Linked DNA regions of Homo sapiens: region 2 is linked to region 1. Evidence: chromatin loops called from intact Hi-C (ENCODE). Cell type or tissue: heart right ventricle. All regions are shown on one strand.

What was found. Hi-C counts contacts between places; a loop is a spot of excess contacts. Peaks named below come from ENCODE experiments on the same cell type or tissue, not always from the same donor. Only the 100,000 strongest peaks of a DNase experiment are listed, where the experiment ranks them.
Region 2: a loop joins it to region 1, with 4 times the contacts of the local background. A loop is called at or near these places in 77 of 110 quality-filtered maps.

What each region holds. Positions count from the first base shown.
Region 1 is chr9:129,127,582-129,135,581 of GRCh38, reverse strand. PTPA (protein phosphatase 2 phosphatase activator) reads right to left here. Exons shown (of 10, transcript NM_178000.3): 4 at 6,472-6,597; 5 at 3,943-4,060; 6 at 688-787. Among named protein-coding and RNA genes, the nearest start is that of PTPA, 20 kb to the right of the region's middle. RefSeq lists enhancers at 1,904-2,404, 3,498-4,052, 7,814-8,000 and a silencer at 3,605-3,806. In heart right ventricle, CTCF peaks have their summits at 3,521 and 3,723 (motif pointing left); a DNase peak (open chromatin) is centred at 3,731; H3K27ac peaks cover 348 bases.
Region 2 is chr9:129,772,886-129,780,885 of GRCh38, reverse strand. No RefSeq gene overlaps it. Among named protein-coding and RNA genes, the nearest start is that of PTGES, 24 kb to the right of the region's middle. RefSeq lists enhancers at 3,422-3,716, 3,347-3,862, 5,254-5,820. In heart right ventricle, no CTCF peak of the experiment used is centred here; DNase peaks (open chromatin) are centred at 3,605 and 6,966; H3K4me3 peaks cover 865 bases; H3K27ac peaks cover 1,239 bases.

The sequences.
Region 1 (8,000 bases):
ACCCAGTGAAGACACCGGATATCTCTGTGCCTCAGTTTCCTCATATGTAAAATGGAAATAACAGTTGCTATTTCATAGGGTTGTTGTTAGAATTAATGAGTTATACATAAAGTGCTTAGAATTCTTCCTCCATATGGTCAACACTGTGTCAATACTGGCAGACATTATGTGACAATTCTTTTTTTTTTTAAGACAGAGTCTCACTCTGTCACCCAGGCTGGAGTACAGTGGCACGATCTCAGCTCACTGCAACCTCCGCCTCCTGGGTTCAAGCAATTCTTCTGCCTCAGCCTCCTGAGTAGCTGGAATTACAGGCGAGTGCCACCACGCCCAGCTAATTCTTGTATTTTTAGTAGAGACGGGGTTTCATCATGTTGGCCAGGCTGGTGTCGAACACCTGACCTCGTGATCCGCCTGCCTGGGCCTCCCAAAGTCCTGGGATTACAGGCGTGAGCCACCGCGCCCGGCCTATGTGACAATTCTTTCACTTGCTTTTACTTGGAGGTTAATTTGAACCTGTTGGAAAAAAGGCTTGGACACTCCATCCACAGCCAGAGCTTGATTAGGACAGGACAAGAGAACCATGAGCTACTCAGGAGAACCCTAGAGCACCCCATTTCCCAGTTTGAGGAGGAAACAGATGGCCCCTCACGCCCCCTCCTCCAACCCTCCTGTCCTTTCTCTCACCGATTGAACACCTTGAAGACAATAGCTATTTGGTCATCCACCCGGAGCACCCCAATCTTGCAGAGACAGCAGAGGAAAGCAGCGAAGGCTGCCTCATGCCCTGGAGGAGAAAAACAACCAGCGTTGACAGTAGTCCAGGTAAAGGACTGGGATTGTTTTAGTCTCCCAGAATCCGAATCATTGATAAGTGCCCCTCTGAGGAGGGTGGTCAACATGGAGACAATGAGACCTCTTCCCCATTCAGAAAGACTTGCTAGGCCCTTTCCTTTCAAGAACTATAATACCAGTACTGGCCGTGCATGGTGGCTCATGCCTGTAATCCCAGCACTTCAGGAGGCTGAGGCAGGCAGCTTGCTTGAGCTCAGGAGTTTGAGATCAGCCTGGCCAACATGGCAAAACCCTGTCTCTACAAAAAATACAAAAATTAGCCAGACATGGTGGCATGTGCCTGTGGTCCCAACTACTCAGGAGGCTGAGATGGAGGATCTCCTGAGCCCAGGAGGTTGAGGCTGCAGTGAGCCATGATAAGGCCACTGCACTCCAGCCTGGGTGACAAAGTGAGACTGTCTCAAAAAAAAAAAAAAAAAAAAAAAAAAAAGAACTACCAGTACTATAATTCCACTCGTAAAAGACCCGGGCTGGACATTTACATTTCATTACGTAGGTTTAACTCACTCAGCAATTCCACCATATTTACTGAGCACCTACTATGTAAGCAGTCACTGTCCATGTTACGCACTAGGAGACAGTGACAAGTAAGTCCTTGCCCTCAGAAAGTTTATGATCTATCAGGGACAACAGACATTATAAATATACAGTCACTACTATGATTCCAGCTCTGAAGGAGAAAGACAGGGTACTAACTGGAGGATATCACAGAAGGACCCTGACGTAAGGGTTCAAGGTTTCCCCTAAGGAAGTAACATCTAATCTGAAATCTGAAAGATGTGAGCTGGCAAGGCAAAGGGAGTGAGGGAAGCAAGAAATGCATTCTAGCCAGAAGGAATAGCATGTGCACAGGCCTTGAGGCAAGAAAAAGTTTGATCTGTTTGAGGAACACTAAGGAGGCCAGTATGTCGAAGGCAGTGAGAGCAAGGGAGAACGTGTAATGACAGGAGGCTACAGGTCACATGGGCCTTTTGGCCATAGGAAAGAGCTCAGACTTTACCCTAAGAGCAATAGGGAGCCACTGCAGGCTTCTAAGCAGGGAACACATGATCAGATTACAGGGTGAAAAAGTATCCTCCTTCCTTTCCCAGTCATATCAAACAGGAATGGTCTGCACTGTAGGAACAACTCACTGGACTGTGATTGAATCCCATTGTTCACAATGTCACACAAAACCTATCTGGAGGGAGGTGAGAAGAGAATGTGTCAGAGAATACTTCTGTCCTGTCTCTGGAGGACGAAGACCCCTCCAGGGCCTGGAAGCTTGTGAGCTCAGTTTCCTTCCCCTGCCACAGTTTCCAATTATGACCAGACAGGGCCCAGGCTCCCATTGTTCAGGGGTTCACATGCAGCTGGGGCACCAACCCCTGCTGACCTGGCCAGTCTTCCCTCTTTGATCTTTTCCTGCTGGTCTTAGTCAAAGCCCCACCCGGTCCAAGAGGGCCCTTCTCCAGGGCCTGCCTCTGTGGCTGGGGCTCCCTCCTGTGGATCACATTCCCCAGACAAGGGGAGGGCTGAGCGGTGCCCCATCTGCCTGCCTCAGGGAAGGAAGGCGGGCCCTCACCAAAGCAGAGGTCCTCCTTAGCTGCACAGGCCAGGCCCTGACCTAGAGAACGCCTCCCTTCTCTATTTTTGAGAGATGGGGTCTCAGCATGGTGGCTCGACAGGCCGTGCCCTGACACAGAGAATGCCTCCCTTCTATATTTTTGAGAGATGGGGTCTCAGCATGGTGGCTCCACAGGCCATGCCCTGACCTAGAGAACACCTCCCTTTTATATTTTTGAGAGATGGGGTCTCAGCATGGTGGCTTGCACCTGTAATCTGAGCACTTTGGGAGGCTGAGGTGGGAGAACAGCTTGAGCTCAGGAGTTCAAGACCAGCCCAGGCAACATGGCAAAACCCCATCTCTACAAAAAATACAAAACAATCAGCTGGGCGCAGTGGCTCACGCCTGTAATCCCAGTCCCAGCACTTTGGGAGGCCAAGGTGGGTGGAGAAGTGACCTCACCAGAGGTCAGGAGTTCGAGACCAGCCTGGCCAACATGGTGAAACCCTGTCTCTACCAAAAACACTAAAATTAGCCAGGTATGGTGGTGTGTGCCTATAGTCCCAGCAGAATAATCGCTTGAACCCAGGAGGTGGAGGTTGCAGTGAGCCAAGATCATGCCACTGCACTCCAGCCTGGGCAACAGAGTGAGACTCTGTCTCAAATAAATAAATAAATTGCCAGGCTGGTGGTGCACACCTGTAGTCCCAGGTACTGGGGAGTGGGGAGATGCAGAGGTGAGAGGATCACTTGGGCCCGGGAGGTCAAGGCTGCAGTGGGCCAAGATCACATCACTGCACTGCAGCCCGGGTGACAAAGCAAGACCCTGTCTCAAAAAAATAAATATATAAATAAAAATAACTTAAAATAAATTTTTAAAAAAGAGATGGAGTCTTGCTACGTTGCCTAGGCTGGTCTTAAACTCCTGAGCTCAGGCAATCCTCCCCCTCAGCCTCCAAAAGTGCTAGGATTACAGGCACGCACCACTGCACCTGTCTACACTTCCCTTTTAAAGTGTCCACACACTCCCTCTCCTCAAAGTCCAGGTCCCTTGGCTTACATGGACCACAGATCCAAACAGCCCAATAGCACAGAGAATGTGGCTAAGAGACAAGGGGTTCAAGGGAGAGGGTGTGCCACGACACTGCAAAGGCCACCAAGAAGCGTTCCCATTTCTCAAAGCTTCAGTAAGCTGCTGCCTTGACACACAGTAAGTGCTCAATTAATAATTATTTTGGTGATGATGAGGAGCTCAGAGACCATTTTCACAAGAACAGAAAGCAGCGCTGCGCAAGCACCATGCACGGGGCATCAGCTCCCCCTGGTGGACCACAGCAGAGCTGCAGCATCCGGGCCTCCCTGCATGCCTACGCCCTCCCTGCCGGTGAAGCCACCCTAACCCCAGCTGGCCCCAATAGGTTGCAGGTGCTTGGCGAATTCTTGATTGCTCTCACTTGCTCAGAGGGCCCAGAGACCACCTGAAGCCCAAAACAGAAAGCAGTGAAGCTAGATAAGTACAGAGCCCCACAAGCAGCAGATACCTGTGCCGTAGTCAATGCGCGTGGAGTTCCCCACTGACTCCTTTAGGTAAACAGCCACCTCAGGCACAGCAGCTGCCAGATGGGTAGGGACCACTGTGGCCACCAAGTTTTCTGCTTCCTGGTAACACAAGAGACACAAAGTGGTGGCAGCATATTAAGCAGCATCCCAGTGGGCAGGTGCCCAGGGGCAGCACCTGACTGGGGGCCCACACTGCCTTGCCAGGCCAGCTTGGTTCCTGTTCTGACAGGCCACAGAAGGAAGGGGAGGGACAGCATTTATTCTTCCACAGCAGAAGACTACCCAGGCGACTTATCATCAACTGATTTTTCCAGGGCACAGGAGTCTAGGGGCAAAACAGGAGGAATCTGGAAAAAAGCCTCAACCCTCCCATGTGGTAACTCACTGGAGCCCCACAGAGACTCTGGAAGGTCAGTGCTATGATTCCCACACAGGCCACCTTCCTTCACACTCTCAGGTCAGCAAGAGCTGGTGTCATGTGCCATCAAAAGACGTGCAGAAGAATGTTCACAACAGCACTGTTTAGAGTAGCCAAAAGGTGGAAATGCAATGGAAATGTCCATCAACAGTGAAATGAATAAATTGTGGTATATTCATACAATAGAATACTACACAGCAAAGAAAAAGACCTATAGCTAGACATGAAAACATGGATGAATCTCAGACATGACATTGAGCAAAAGAAGCCAGAGAGTTATACGAAGTTCAGAAACATGGAAAAAAATCAATTTATGGAATAGAAATCAGAATAATCTGGGCGATATCAATTGGGAAGGGGAGCACTCCAGCTAGAATGTTCTATTGCTTGACATGAGTGGTGAATCCATGGGTAAAAAACTTGGCATGAGTGGTGAGTCCATGAGTAAAAACATGTAAAAATCCATCAAGCTGTAAAGCTATGATTTGTCAGCTTTAAGATATAACTTAAGGCTGGGAGCAGTGGCTCACACCTGTAATTCCAACACTTTAGGAGGCCAAGGTGGGCGGATCACCTGAGGCCAGGATTTCGAGATCAGCCTGGCCAACATGATGAAACCCCGTCTCTACTAAAAACACAAAAATTAGCCAAGCATGGTGGCGCATGCTGTAGTCCCAGCAACTTGGGAGGCTGAGGCAGGACGATTGCTTGAGCCCAGGAGGTCAAGGCTGCAGGGAGCTGAGATCATGCCACTGCACTCCAGCCTGAACAACAGGAAAAAAAAAAAAAAAAGATCATGTACCATCTTAAGAGTCCAGAGGCAGGCCCGGGCGTCTCTTGGGAACAGCACTTCACTGGGTCCTGAGTCCTCCCCTCTGCTCTATGTGAAAATATTGGGCCAGAGCAATTAGGACCCAAATTTCCTTAAGCTCAGTTGTAGACAACTGGCATGAGCCATCTCCTGGAAAGCTAGTAAAAATCCAGGTTCCCAGTCCCTACCCAGACCTGTAGACTCTGCTTTTCTAGACAGGGTCTGAGATCCTGCATTTTTATTTTTGTTTGCTTTGAATAGGTAACACCTTCGTAAGATTCAAAAATAAAAACATCAGTAGAGGATCAGTTCAATAGACTAGTCCATCCACACCATGGAGTATGCAGCTAGCATTCCAAGTGGGTGTGCAATGGCTCCATCATAGCTCACTGCAGCCTCAAACTCCAGAGCTCAAGTCATTCTCCTGCTTCAGCCACCCAAGCAGCTGGGACCAAAGGTGTGCACCACCATTTCTTATTTTTTGCAGTAACGGGGTCTTGCTATGTTGCCCAACCTACTCACAAACTCCTGGGCTCAAGTGATCCTCCCGCCTTAACCTCCCCGAATTCTGAGATTACATGTATGAGCCACCGTGCCCAGCTATGAAAAAAATTCCTTTTTGGGGCCGAGCGTGGTGGCTCACACCTGTAATCCCAGCACTTTGGGAGGCCGAGATGGGCGGATCACAAGGTCAGGAGATCAAGACCATCCTGGCTAACACGGTGAAACCCCGTCTCTACGAAAAATACAAAAAATTAGCCGGGCGTGGTGGTGGGTGCCTGTAGTCCCAGCTACTCGGAAGGCTGAGGCAGGAGAATGGCGTGAACCCAGGAGGTGGAGCTTGCAGTGAGCCAAGACTGCGCCACTGCACTCCAGCCTGGGCAACACAGCGAGACTCCGTCTAAAAAAAAAAAAAGATAAAATAAAAAATAAAAAAAATTCCTTTTTATAGCTGCACAGTACTCCATGATATTGATGGACTAATTTATTTAAATAATCCCCTACAGATGGATACTTGGAACATTTCCAGTTTGCTGTAATACAGTGACTTAATAAACAGCCTTGTAGTGCAGAGGGCCGTATGTGCACAGTCGTGTTTCCCAGAAGATGACCAAGCAGAGTATAAACTCATTTGTAATTTTGCTAAGTGAAATTGACATTTTAACAAACTGAGATTTGTATATGCCTAGAAGCGCTATACAATGCAGGCCCTTCCCCAACTGGTGCCAGAACCACCCTCACTGCCAGCCCAGTCCCTGGCCTGTCCTGTGGCAGCCTCACCTCATCAAGTTTGGCATACCAGGTCCTGTATGCCTTATTCCCAAACCGAGAGGGCTGGTCCACTGGAGGAGTCTCATCAATCCACCTGTCCAGCGTGTTGAGAAGAGCGACTAGTTTCTCAATGGCCTGTGGAGGCAAAATAGAGGGGTCCAAGCTACAGAGCAAGTGGCTCCCGCTTAGCCACAGAGGGAAGTCCACTGCTGCCAGACAATGACCCCTTGGCATGGCCCCTACTGGGAACTCTCCCCCATCCCTCTTTCTTCCCCACTGTTCTGAATATGAAGGAGGGTCAGGAGAGCATGATAGGCTTTCCAGAGAGGGAAGCACACTAGGCTGATGGGACAGGGACGGGGTGGCTTTAGCACCTGGTTTCTGTAGGCAGCCTACCCATGGGCTGCTGCTATAGAGAAGCTAACTCCAGCCCTGACATCTTTTTAAAAAGACTTTATGGAAGCCTTTTGTTCAGTATGCAATACCTACTCATCATAAAAAATAGAAATATAAACAGAAGAAAATGAAAATGACCAGTAATCCTGCCACCCAGAAATACACTAAACTTTTTTTTTTTTTTTTTGAGACAGAGTTTCGCTCTTGTTGCCCAGGCTGGAGTGCAGTGGTGCAATCTCGGCTCACTGCAACCTTTGCCTCCCAGGTTCAAGCGATTCTCCTGCCTCAGCCTCCCAAGTAGCTGGGACTAAAGGCGCACACCACCACGCCCAGCTAATTTTTGTACTTCTAGTAGAGATGGGGTTTCTCCATGTTAGTCAGGCTGGTCTCAAACTCCCGACCTCAAGTGATGCACCTGCATCGGCCTCCCAAAGTTCTGGGATTACAAGCGTGAGCCACCGTGCCTGGCCTACACTAAACATTTTAACATACCCTTCTGTGTTATCTTCTCATAGTGTTTTACATGGTTTAGCATGGTGGGCCTGGATTCAAACCCCAGCTAAAACACCATTTAGCTGCTGTGAGACCTTGAGCAAGTGACTAACTCTGAGCCTCTCAGTTTCTTCGTCTAAAAAATGGGGCTGATGATAAATACCTCCGAAGGTGCACAGTGCCCGGCGCGGGGTAATGGTATGCATTCATCGCAGGACACACTCTGCTTTGCAGCCTGCTCCTTTTCCTCATGAACCTCATTCCACATCTACATATAAACATAATCTTATGACAACTTTTACTAAGTGAATAACATTTCATCGTGCCACTGCATTATAATTAATTTAATTCCTCACTGTTAAATGTTTGGGTTATTTCCACCTGTTTCACTACCTATTTCATACACAATGCTATGGTAAATCAGCTTGCAACTCAATCTTTGTGGAAATGCCAGATCATCGTGTGCAATGCTTTGTAGGGTGGCAGAGTTTGAGAGCCCATCCCCCTACACCTTTCCCACAGAAGACAGGGACCAAGAAGTAGAATCGGAGTCAGAGGTGCGGGCAGCATTGGCACATAAAATGTTACTCAATGAAGAAATCGGGTGGCTGTCTATCCAACCCAAAGATCAGTTAGAAGGTGCTCCTTCC
Region 2 (8,000 bases), 650 kb before region 1:
CCCCTACACCCTTCATCATGTATCTCCTAAGATTAAGGAGAGCTCTTCCAAAACCACAATACCCATACCGTCTTGCTTTGCTTTTCATTTCTTTTTCGAGATGGGATCTCATTCTGTCACCCAGACTGGAGTGCAGTGGCGCAATCTCAGCTCACTGCAACCTCCGCCTCCCAGGTTCAAACAATTCTCCTGCCTCAGCCTCTCGAGTAGCTGGGATTACAGGCACCTGCCACCATGCCTAGCTAATTTTTGTATTTTTAGTAGAGACAGGGTTTCGCCATGTTGGCCAGGCTGGTCTCCAACTCCTGACTTCAGGTAATCCACGTGCCTAGGCCTCCCAAAGTGCTGGGATTACAGGCGTGAGCCACCACGCCCAACCTGTTTTGTTTTTTAAATTCAAGATCTAATCAAGGATTAAACCTTGCATTTCGTTGTCTTGGGAAGCCAGAACCCAGACTGAATTGAATCCAGGTTAATGAACATTGCTAGCCCATGTGAAAACTTGCACAGGCCAGGCGCCTGGGGAAAGTGCAGTGCACCCTGAATCTCATTTAATCCTCAGAACGTTCTGCTAGGTGCCACTGCCCACATTTTATGGAGAGAGGTGGTGTCCTCCAGGCTGGAGTGCAATGGTGCAATCTCAGCTCACTGCAACTTCTGCCTCCTGGGTTCGAGATTCTCACTCCTCAGCCTCCTGAGCAGCTGGGATTACAGGCATGGGCCACCACGCTCAGCCAATTTTTGTGTTTTTAGTAGAGATGGGATTTCGCCATATTGTCCAGGCTGGTCTCGAATTCCTGACCTCAGGTGATCCGCCCGCCTCAGCATCCCAAAGTGCTGGGATTACAGGCCACCGCGCCTGATCCTAAATAATCATTTTTAAAATCAATCAATCCTTCCTTCCTCCTTCCTCCCTCCCCTGCCTTCCTTCTTTCCTTTCTTTCTTTCTTCCTTCCTTTCTTTCTCTTTCTTTCTTTCTCTTTTCTTTCTTTCTTTCCTCTTTCTTTCTTCTTTCTTTCTCTTTCTTTCTGTCTTTTCCTTCCCTCCCTCCCTCCTTCCCTCCCTCCTCCTTCCCTTCTTTCCTTCCTCTCTCCCTCTTTCTTTCTTTCTTCTTTCTCTGTCTTTTCCTTCCCTCCCTCCCTCCTTCTCTCTCTTTTTCCTTTCTTTCTTTCTTTCTTTCTTTCTTTCTGTCTGTCTCTTTTCCTTCCCTCTCTCCTTCCCTTCTTTCCTTCCTTCCTTTCTTTCTTCCTTCCTTCTTTCCTTCCTCTCTCCCTCTCTCTCTCTTTTTTCTTTCTTTCTTCTTTCTTTTTCTTTCTTTGTCTTTTCCCTGGCGCCTGGTGGCAGGCGCCTGTAATCCCAGCTACTTGGGAGGCTGAAGCAGGCGAACTGCTTGAACCCAGGAGGTGGAGGTTGCAGTGAGCTGAGATCGCACCACTGCACTCCAGCCGGGCGACAAGAGCAAAACTCCATCTCAATAAATAAATACATACATACATACATACATACATACATACATACATACATACATGTATACATACATACTATTGGAATCTAGCATGGAGGTTGCCACCCCCTTTTGCTGGTGTGGGGTGCAGTTCTGAGAGGCAGGGCAGACACCCATTGGGGCCTTTTGCTAAGGACCGAATTGTGTCCCCCTAGAATTTGTGCGTCAAACTCCAAATCCCCAATGTGATGGCGTTGGAGATTGGGGCCTTTCGGAGGTGATTAGGGTTTGATAAGGTCATGAGGGTGGGGCCCTCAAGATTGGATCAGTACCCTTATAAAAAGAGACACCAGGGAACTTCCTTCTACTCTCTCTCACCATGTAAGGACACAGTGAGAAGGCACCTGGATCTTGGACTTCCCAGTCTCCACAAACATAAGAAATAAATTCCTGTTGTTTAAGCACCCAATCTGTGGCATTTTATTTATTTATTTATTTATTTTAGAGCCAAGGTCTTGTTTTGTCACCTGGGCTGGAGTGCAGTGGTACCATCATGGCTCCCTGCAGCCTCAAACGGCTGGGCTCAGGGCATCCTCCTGCTTCAGCATCCCAAGTGGCTGGGACTACAGGTGCATGCCACCACGCTTAGCTATTTTTTTTTTTTTTTTAGAGATGGGGTCTTGCTATGTTGTCCAGGCTGGTCCTGAACTCCTGGGTTCAAGTGATCCTTCTGCCTCAGGCTTCCAAAGTGCTGAGATTACAGGTGTGAGTCATCACACCTGGCAATGGCATTTTATTATGGCAGCCTGAGCTGACTAAGGTAGACAGCAGGGAAAGAAGCTTCCATGCATTCCTCTTTGGGGAATCTGAACTTTCCAAGGCCTGCCTCCCTCCTCTGCAGGACGCTGGAACATGTTCAGTGATAGGTGGGCCTGAGGCTGTGCATCCCATGTCCCCAGAGCCTCTCTGTTGCTAGAAAATGTTCTTTCTTTCCTTGTGATTAAGGAGAAATCTGCCTTCCTGGGCCTCTCCACCCCTGGGGCCTGTCTCTACTACTCTACTATTTGGGTTTCTAGAACCCTCCCATCTCCTTTGGAGACATCCTCTTTCTTTTTTCTTTTCTTTTCTTTTTTTTTTTTTTGAGACAGATTCTTGCTCTGTCACCCAGGCTGGAGGGCAGTGGCACGATCTCAGCTCACTGCAACCTCCGCCTCCCAGGTTCAAGCGATTCTCCTGCCTCAGCCTCCCGAGTAGCTGGGATTGCAGGTGCCGGCCACCACGCCCAGCTAATTTTTTGTATTTTTAGTACAGATGGGGTTTCACCATGTTGGCCAAGCTGGTCTCGAACCTCTGACCTCATGTGATCCTCCCGCCTAGGCCTCCGAAAGTGCTGGGATTACAGGCGTGAGCCACCTCGCCCAGCCTCAGCCTTTCTCCTAATCATCACCTTGCCCTGGGCGGGTCCTAACTGCCGGGAGCCCCCAGCAAGCCTCATCTTAACAAGCCAGAACATAGCCCACATGAGGGGATGGGGGAGTGACTGGAAGTCACTGGGCCATGGTTGCAAAGGTGGCGAATGGCAGAGGAGCTGGGACACACCCACAGGGTGTCTGACCGTGATTTTAACTGCTCTTCCACGCCTCCGTGAATGAATGAATGAATGAACACATGTTCTACTACCAGACTTTGTTTTTCAGAAATATAGCAACCCTTTGGAAAAATCATAGGTCCTGTCACTAACAAGTTGAATTTAGTTATCAAGTCACTTTCTTGGTTAGAGAAGAGGAAAGGGGAGGAGGAGATGGGAAGAGGAGGAGGGAGGAGGGAGGATGAAGAAGCTCTGACGGGACCCAGTAGTGCAAGGCAGAGGGTGTCTCCGGAGGAAGCTTCCCTTCACTGTGGCAATTTCCTGAGGCTTGGTCTTGGCTTCTCGCAGCAAACAGGGTCTTCATCTGCCCAGCATCTGAACCCTAACCGCAGAGGGTTGAGAGACAGAGGAGGGGGCCCCCACAGGGCCTGTGGTTTGAGTGAGGAAAGCAATTGTGTAAAAGTGGAGAGCCTTTCCGCAGCCCAGGGCCAGTCCCTGCCTGAGTCATGCTAGAGAGAGAGGGAGGAGCAGGCAGGATCCTGGAGCTCCCTGGATTTCAAGCTGGCCGTGGCCTCCCGGGTGACGTCACTGCGGTCATTGCCTGATGAGCTCAGGCAGAGGCGCCTGGGGACGGGGTAAGTGGTGAGAGGGAGGGCCACGGCTGTCTTGGGTGAACCCCAGGCTCCAGTTGGAGACTCTGCTGTGGCAAGAGGTCCACCCCACCCCCGGGCGCCATCTGGGGACACTCCGGCATCCCATTCCAATGGCTGTTCTGCCAGGGCCTCACCCTGGCTCTTGGTCTTAGGACTGCTGTGTTTGCCTGCCTAGGTGTGCGGGTCAATCTGTGCAGAGCTGGGGAGCAAGTGATCACTGGGAGCAAAGACAGCTTTCAGCCTGGAGGGAGAAGCATTTCTTCCCGCTAGGATAATGGCCAATTCAGAGGCCCTAGACCATGCTGTCCCCAGAGCCTGGGTGCATTGCTGATGACGAGATCCCAGCCGGGGGTCAGGCCTCCCAGGACTGTCAAGCTGGGCTGCTTGAGTCCCTGGCTCCAGGGGTGGGGGTGGGGCTGAATGGCAAGGGAGAGAGCTGGTCCATTCCAGGCTCCAACCTCAGAACCCTCTGGGAGTAAGATTACCCAGCCCTGTGCTCGGGCTGAGCAATCAACTATAGCGCACACGCTCCTTTACTGTGGTTCCGAGATAGTTAATTGAAATCTGGATACTCTGGGTAAAGTCAGAACATCCAGCTGGGCCCAGCATGGGAGATCAGCTTGATGAGTCTCCCGCACCCTATTCTGGGCATCAGCAGAGTCAGTTCTCTGAAGAGTCTTTTTCATATATATCACATAGATAGAGAGATAGGCAGGTTGGTAGGTAGGTAGATAGGTCAATAGGTAGGTAGGTAGGTAGTTAGACATAGGTATCTATCTATCTATCTATCTATCTATCTATCTATCTATCTATCTATCTATCTATCTATCTTACTGTAGTTTAGCACAGACATTGGTTAAGTCATGTCACTCCTCTGAACCTCAATTTTCTCATCTCTAAAATGGGGATATTAGGCCGGGCGAGGTAGCTCATGCCTGTAATCCCAGCACTTTGGGAGGCCAAGGCAGGTGGATCACCTGAGGTCAGGAGTTCAAAACCAGCCTGGCAAACATGGTGAAACCCTGTCTCTACTAAAAAATACAAAAAAAATTAGCCAGGTGTGGTGGCACGCACCTGAAGTCCCAGCTACTCGGGAGGCTGAGGCAGGAGAATTGCTTGAGACTGGGAGCCAGAGGTTGCAGTGAGCCAAGATCACACCATTGCACTCCAGCCTGGGTGACAGAGCAAGACTCTGCCTCTAAAAAATATAAAATAAAATAAAATAAAATAGAGATAATAATAGACCCACCTCCTAGGATTGCTACATGAGGGCAATGAACTGATCTACATAAAGCACCAAGCATAGTGTCTGGCAGGTAAAGTTGGCCAGTAATGTCATCAACATTGTTATATAATAATAATTATTGTCATTAATTTTATTGCCCAACTGGCGTCCCAGCCTGAGCTGAAGCTCTGTCTCTTGGCCACCCTGTCCAGGAGGTATGAGCCTGTTTTCTTGGGCCAGATCTTCTGCTTGGCTTGAAGCCAAAGTGTGACTTCCCAACCTCTGCATGCAGCCCCCTCCCCAGGGTGCTGGTTGGTCTCTCCTCTCAGCTGCTGCTGCAATGTGCTTCACAGTGACAACACACCCACAGCTCCAGTGGCAGTTGATGCATCCTTGTGGCCAGAATCATGCCTGGCAGGACGCATGTGGCAAAGGGCTTGTCTGGGTCGGTGCTATGCTCTCTGTGCCAGGGAAAATCCAGCTCTTGGAGTGGGTGAGAGCAGGGAGGCCTTCATGGTGGTGGAGTTAGGGGATGGGAGAGACAGGGAAGCAATGAGGGGCTTGCACAGAAAATATCGTTTTACCCTAAGTACCCAGATGACAAATGAGACCCAAAATGACCTTTGGCAGGGGCCGTGGCTTCTGGGGACCCCAGCGTTTGACAGAGCAGGTGGCAGAGCCGCAGGACCCAGCTCTAGTGTGTGGCAGTTTGTTGGTTTCATTGCCGTTGCTGGGCCAGACGTGCACTGAGGACCCCGGGATAAAGGGGTTTACTGTGAGGATGCTGGGGCCCAAGACCTCGTGGGCACAGGACCCAGGTGAAGACCCCAGGGCCCGTGAAGAGCCGAAGTGGATTTCACTGTAGGGGCTTCTTGTCATCCCCAGGGGTACACATTCTTGTGGCCGCTCCTGCTGCTGGCAGCCGAGTCCTTGGCCACGAGCCCAGCCTCCTCTGGGGGGTGGGTCTCAGCCCAGGCCCACATCGGGCTGTTGATTTCATTGGCTGCTGGCTGGCCTCGCCATTGGCTGCTTGCAGCCAGGTGCTCACCCCTGCCCATCAGCTGTGGCCATGGTGGTGCCAGCAGGGAGAGGAGCATGTGACTTGCACGTGAGGAGTAGCCGAAGGCTTCTTCCCTAGGGGACATGTGTCTACCTCGGGGCGATGCGTCTACCTGTGGATGGGGAGGGACCCCTTATTGGGGCCCAGGCAGGTCCGCATTCTGGGCCTTGTCCAGTACACCCTCTGGTTTCCAACCAGCCAACCAGGCTCCTGGGGGACCCACCAACCCTCCCCTTTCTTCTCCGTACTTCTCTCCTCACCTGGTAGACACACATGTCTTCATTTTGGTTCTTACGTTGAGAGACAAACCCATCCTTCCCTCCCTTTCTTCCTTCCTCCCTCCCTCCCTCCCTCCCTCCCTTCCTTCTCTCTCCCCTTCCTTCCTTCCTTTCTTTCTTTCTTTCTTTCTTTCTTTCTTTCTTTCTTTCTTTGTTTCTTTCTTTCTTTCCTTCCTTCCTTCTTTCTTTCTTTCTTTGTTGGTTTCTTTCTTTCTTTGTTTCTTTCCTTCCTTCTTTGTTTGTTTGTTTCTTTGTTTCTTTCTTTCTTTCTTTTTTCTTCCTTTCTTTCTTTCTCTCTGTCTCTCTTTCTCTCTTTCTTTTCTTTCTTTCTTGCACCTAGGTTGGAGTGCAGTGGCATGATCATGGCTCACTGCAGCCTCGACCTCCCAGCCTCAAGTGATCCTCCCTCCTCAGCCTCCTAAGTAGCTAGGACCACAGACATACACCACCATGCCTGGCTATTTTTTTTTTTTTTAACTTTTTGTAGAGACAAGATCTCCCTGTATTGCCCAGGCTGGTCTCAGACTCCTAAGGCTCAAGTGATCCTCCTGCCTCGATCTCCCAAAGTGCTGAGATTACAGGCATGAGCCACTGCACCCAGCCTGAGACAATGCTTTCTCTACCAGTCTCTACCCCATTGCACTAATAGTCAGTGGAAGGCTGCAGACCTTCACACGTGAGTCCCTGGCCCTGGGCCTCAGGCAGGGTTTGCTGGGTGTATGTTTACCCAATAGTTGTGGGAAAGTGGGTGCTGACCTCACCGGGTGCGGAGGACAGGGTGTTAAGCGGCTCCCACAAAACACTCCCTCCTCCTCGGGCTATGTTGGCAGAAGCACATCTAACCCTGGCGACCCAAGGTCATGAGGGGGATGAGTTAACTTCCTTGTGTGTCCTAAGCGGCTGCTGTGTATTTGTTGACTGTCTCAGAGTAAATGTGGTTGGTTTACTCACTTTCTACCCCTTTTAGCTGGTGGGACTGGTTAAAAGCTTGTCCTCTGCATAAAAGCTTTGCCTCTGGGATTAGCCTGGCCTGGTTGAGTCTCAGTTGTTGAAATAACAACAGCAATACCAATAGCAGTGATAGCTTACATGTAACACCAGGTATGATTTCCTACCTGGACTATCTCAGTAATCCTAGGAGGAAGGTCTATTATCATGTCCATTTTAGAGAAGGAAGAAGTGAGGCTCAGTATGGTGCTCAGCTAGGAAGCAGTAGAGCCTGGTGGTAACCAGGCAGGGGCTCAGAGCTTCTCTCCTTCCTGCTCCTTAGCTGATGGGCCATCGTGGGCAGGTTACTTGGCCTCTCCAGGACTCGGATTCCCCTTGTCTGCAAATGGGTCAAGAAAGTTTAATGTGGCTGGGTGCGGTGGCTCACACCTGTAATCCCAGCACTTTGGGAGGCCGAGGTGGGTGGATCATGAGATCAAGAGATCGAGACCATCCTGGCCAACATGGTGAAACCCTGTCTCTACTAAAAATACAAAAATTAGCCAGGTGTGGTGGCGCACGCCTGTAGTCCCAGCTGCTTAGGAGGCTGAGGGAAGAGAATCACTTGAACCTGGGAGGCGGAGGTTGCAGTGAGCCAACATCATACCACTGCACTCCAGCATGGTGACAGAGCCAGACTCTGTCTAAAAAAAAAAAAGGTTTAATGTGGCAGGGTACGCTGATTCACGCCTGTAATCCCTGCACTTTGGGAGGCCAAGGTGGGTGGATCACTTGAGGTGAGAGTTCGAGACTAGCCTGGCCAGC